Regions from separate parts of the Homo sapiens genome. Here region 1 is linked to region 2. Evidence: chromatin loops called from intact Hi-C (ENCODE). Cell type or tissue: sigmoid colon. All regions are shown on one strand.

Region 1 (2,500 bases), 62 kb after region 2:
TCGGTCACCATGGGGACCAGGGGCTGGTTCCAGAACCCCATGGAAACTTGGAATCCCGGACAGGCAGAGGTCTGGGGCCGAGTGGGGCTGAGTGGCTGCACACCTCAGCCTGCTCTGTTCTGGAAACCCGTGTTGCTGGGTTTGATGATGCACGCTTGTGTCTCATGGGTGGCGCTGGAATGGTCAACTCTGGGCATTTGGGTTTTTTTCTCTGCCTCTGGCCCAACATTAGACAGACCAGAATCTCAGATATTCTACTAGGAATGAAAGAATGTTCATCTTCCCCACCAGACAGAGGGGCGGGGAGGGAAGGCGTGGAGTGGGATGAGCTTGGCCACTCCAGGCCTTGGTACCATGATGACTTTTCCAACGTGAGGAGGGTCCAGGTGGCTGAGGCTGTTTGACTCCGCACTGATTTTGACATGATTCCACATACAGGCCTCTATGAACCCCTGACTATTCTCATGCGAAAAACCACAGCATATCTGCTTCTCCTGAAAGTTTAAAGACACTCTGGCATTAGCAATGCTTTCCCCTTGTTTCTGTAAGTCATCCAAAATTCTTCTTGGGTAGAGGCCAGCTATAACAAAATAAATAAAAGGATAATGAATGGATTGGATCTTTTGATGGAAACCATTTGGCCAACTTCATGACAAGAAGAACAAAGGGAAGAAAAAAAGAAACAACCTTTAAATTCTAGCTGAGATTTCAAGTAGCCATGGCCCAGGAGCCAAATTGAAAAGCTGTAACACTTTTATAGACGTTTATAGGTATTGCTTTTCTGGACTGACTGCAGCACTGAGATTAGGCAGTAGTGCCCTTCGGCAGGTAAACGTGTTCATTCCGAGCACAGCAGCTATATGGATTTTCTGTTCTGCCTCTTTCTTTACTCCTGAAAGATGCCATTAGATGGAATTTGGATGCTCTGGGGCCATGGCCTTCCATGTTCTGGGAGGCTCGTGGATTCCTGTGGATCGTCCCCCCGACCCTGAGGCTCCTGGAGCTGACAGAGCCCAGCAGGCCCATCCTCCATCTCTGACGTCACAGGCATCTGAGGGCAGGGCCATGCACTACGAGTCCATGATGTACCAGGCGGGGGAGCCAGTGGCTATTCTAGGAAAATTCCATCTCCAGGGCATGAAAAGACAGATAAAGATCAGTGTAACTCACCTGTGCTGAGTAACATGGTGGGTCACGGTGGGGCTCTGGAACCAGGATGTCTTGACCTGAGTCCTGAATTGGCCCCTTCCCAGCTCCGTCACTTGCCGTGAGTCCTCCAACCACCATGTGGCTTCGTGGCTTCATTTGTAAAGTGGGGCAAGAGTGTGCGCAGCTGGCAAGGGCTGAGCAATTGAATGACTTCACTCATGTAAAACAGAGCAGGACCAGGCGCAGGGCAGGTCCGTGGAAAAGGTTAACTATTGCCATCATTAGGAACCATCAAGGGGCTCACACACATGATCTCAGTGGAGGCTTCTAGCAGCCTGTGAGGGGGTGTTAGAGATGTCTGGATGCCAGCAACAGACGCTGACTCTGGTTCTCCTGAGCAGAAAGGTAGTTTATTGGAAGGATAAGGGGAGCACAATGTATCAGAGTGAAGTCATGAAAACAAGACAAAATCCAAGGTCTTAGAAAATATCTTATATGGTATTATTATATCATTTTTGTATTCGGCACAAAAAGGGCAGGCCAAAAATAAGCCCTAATGAGACAACTGTATAAAAACGTTTTGAGTAGCCTAATGAGTGAAAATTATTTAAAACGTGTTAATTATTATTGCATGTATGAAAGAATACAGGTCGCCTTGTTGCGATAGAAATGCCAAAGTCCCTTGCTTTCCAATAACATGGGCCTGAGAAAATTCAGTGTCACTCATCCACGACGATCCGATGTGGAGGTTCCTATTCCCACGGAGATGAAGCCACAAGCAAAGGCCTGTCCGTGTGCAGGTCTGTCCTGAGCATGAACATCCTGTCCCAGAGAGAAAATGCTCCCTCTGGGAAGAGCCTCCCTGGGCACCCCTTGGGTCCTTGGAGCCCTTCTGGGCCACATCTCTGCTTAGCGTTGGGGGACCTGTCACACCCGAGTGGGGTGACCACGGGCTCGCGACCTGTATGAGGCGAGACTCCAGCATTCTAGGGGATGACCGCAAAACCAGGCCCTCAGCAGAGGCCGCCTCCTTCCAGAGCCTTCTGTGGCTGGGCGGGGGTCTCCAGGCAGCTCCGCAGCCCCCGCAAATACCCCCTGGTGCTGAGTCCGCTTATACAGACAGAGACGAAGGGCAGCGACAGCGTTTTTGTTTTCTGAAGTGGGAGGGTCTCGTGACCGCAGCTCAGGAGGAAAACGAGGCGCCGGCTTTGCAGGTGGGTAGGAGTTTGTGTTGTACTCGGAGGCTGGGAGCCCCTGGGGCTTCTGTAGGGAGAGGCGGTCTGAGACGCGCTTTAGAAGTTGACCTGCTGCTCTGCGGGGACTCGGTGCGGGAGACGAGTGGAGGCTGCTG
Region 2 (2,500 bases):
CAGCACCATGCATGGCGGGGCGTGGGGCTTTGTGTTTTTCCTGCCTGTGGCCTGGAGCGCTGACAGCGCCTGCCCCTCTGCTCTCTCTGCAGCCTGGAGCACCGTCGTGGGTCTGCTGTACCACAGCATGCACTACTACCTGAACAACATCTGGCCCGCCCACACCAAGTGAGTCTCGGGGGTGCTCAGCTCAGGGGCGTGGGTGTGCGTGGGTTTGCTGGGTGGCTGGCCACAGGGATGCCCGCCCCACACGCACAACACTGAGAACTCTGGACACGAGTACCGGGCGCTTCACTGCTCGGGCAAGGAAACGTGAAGCGTTTTGAAGGCCACTTGGGAACTGCAAGGCTGGGGCCAGGCTGGTGGAGTGGAGGTCAGGAGCACGGGCCAGAAGACCCTACCCACCCGCCTGGACAGAACTGTGTGACCTTGGGCAAGGGACTTAACCTCTCTGAGCCTCAGTTTCCACTGCTGTGTAATGGAAGACAACAGACCTGTCTGTGTCAGTCATGGGCAAACACACAGATGGGCAAAGCCATTTCACATCAGCTTAAGTGGAAGGCCAGGAAACTGAGGGCTCAGGGGACTGAAAAGGGAGGAGCAGGTGGGCCTCAGTCATGGCTGGACCCGGGGACCCCGAGGACGCCGTCTAGACCTGCTCTGTCTGCCCCCTGCCTCTGCTGTCCTCCAGACAGGCCCCTCCATAGGAGCAGAGCTGGCTCCTGCAGCATCGCCTCATGTGGGTTTGGGTCCTGAGAACCCAGAAGGAGAGCAAGGAGGGTGGGGACCATGAGGGGGGCGGCGAGGCTGGGGAGGATGAGGGAAATGAGGAGGGAGGGGAGGGGATGCCTCTTTCCTGAGGAATGTAGTCCTAAATTTTGTGATCTGGAGGAAACACCGTCTTCTGCGTCAGATTTCTTGGGGAAAGCCTGCATGCTTACCGATTTCCTCCTAATGAAAGAAAGTGGGGGGCCTGCCACTCTTTATGTGTGATTTCCAAAATTCTTCAGGAAAATGGTCAAAGAAAAATGCAATCTATTTTCCTCAAAAAGATGCCATCTCAGTTATTTGGGGAGATCTTTCCAAGATAGTGAATGAAAAGGTGACCCTTCCTTGGCCCCTCCTGCTGAAGTTTCCACCAGGAAGCTGGCCTTGCTGTGAAATATATGAGACGTGCATTTGTGAGGTGTCGCTGTGTCTTGTGCGGCCACAGTGAGAACCTGCGTGGGAAAGCGGCATCCGTGCCACGGCCCACAACGTCACAAAGGCGGGAGGATTGCTTCCAGATGCAGGGTGCACACATTTCAGGGGCAATTCACTGTGACCACCAGAATCTGACTCCAGCCAGGTGTCAGCCAGCTCTTTCATGAAGGGCCAGCTTGTAAATCGGCTTGGCTTTCCAGAACTCTGCCCTCACAGGGTGAAGGCAGCCAGAGACACTACGTGGGGAAATGGGGGAGTGGCTGCCTTCCAATACAGCTTTATTTACAAAACCAGGCGGCCAGCCCAAGAGCTGCAGTTTGCAGATCTTTGCCAGACCCTCTATTAGATCAGCGCTGGCAGGGATGGGCAGAGGAGAGGCCGGCGGGGCCTGCTCTGGGGAGCCCACAGCCTTGCAGATGGAAGACAGTCTGTCTCGCCTGTCCCCAGGGCCTCAGCCTTCACTCTCCCTCTGCTGTCCTCACGGACCCAGGTGTCTGCAGACAGGACACTGGAGCCCCAGGATGCAGGCCACTGTGTCCCAGAACAATGCAGCTAACTCTGACGTCCCCCTGCAAACCGAGGGCCTGGAAATTGGACAGCCAAGTCATCCCTGGTTCGTCAGCATTGACACCAGCCCCACAACATGTTCCATGAGCAGCACATTTACGTGCTGAAGCCAAAGCAGAACTGGCTGTGCAGCGATGGAACATGTTTTTCATTTGCAGTGAAGTTGGATCTTCAGCTCAGGTGAAGCTCTCTTCAGCACTTAGTGCAAAGATGCCTTGTCATCAAAATTCACCTGGAAAAAAATCATGCAAACAGCTCATCCAGTAAAGTCTCTGTACTTGTTACATTGTACCTGTGTACCTTGTACCTGTAGCAGAAGAGGTGGACGGAAGTGGAGGGGACAAAGAGTTTGGTTCACAGGTGCCCTCCTTATCTGTGTGACCCTGGGCAAGTGACTTGAGCCTGGAGGCCTGTGTTCTCCTCTTAAAACAGGAGTAATAATAGCACTGATTTCTGAGGATTGCCAGGAGGACTGAATGAGTTAATGGTGTAAGTAGGGCTTGGTTTTCTTAAACATGACATACAAGTGCCTGCTTTTGTGATTTTGTAAGCTGATTGGGCATTTGTGCCATTTTGCCTTTGAGGTAATTATCAAATCCTGGGCACGATGAGAAGCAGGTTAGTGCAGCTGCCGTGCGGGCAGCACGTTTATGTGCGCACATATGCCGGGTTCCTGCCAGCCTGCAGGGGACTTCCCTCCGTCTTTGTCTTTGTATTGTGTGCTGTCATC

The links. Hi-C counts contacts between places; a loop is a spot of excess contacts. Peaks named below come from ENCODE experiments on the same cell type or tissue, not always from the same donor. Only the 100,000 strongest peaks of a DNase experiment are listed, where the experiment ranks them.
Region 1: it touches region 2 in a loop (9-fold over the local background); 2 of 110 quality-filtered maps call a loop at or near these places.

The regions. Positions count from the first base shown.
Region 1 is chr12:131,068,123-131,070,622 of GRCh38, forward strand. All of the region lies in intron 13 of ADGRD1 (adhesion G protein-coupled receptor D1), which reads left to right. Among named protein-coding and RNA genes, the nearest start is that of ADGRD1-AS1, 75 kb to the left of the region's middle. In sigmoid colon, no CTCF peak of the experiment used is centred here; a DNase peak (open chromatin) is centred at 1,039.
Region 2 is chr12:131,005,880-131,008,379 of GRCh38, forward strand. ADGRD1 (adhesion G protein-coupled receptor D1) reads left to right here. Exons shown (of 25, transcript NM_198827.5): 12 at 93-168. Among named protein-coding and RNA genes, the nearest start is that of ADGRD1-AS1, 13 kb to the left of the region's middle. In sigmoid colon, no CTCF peak of the experiment used is centred here; a DNase peak (open chromatin) is centred at 1,512.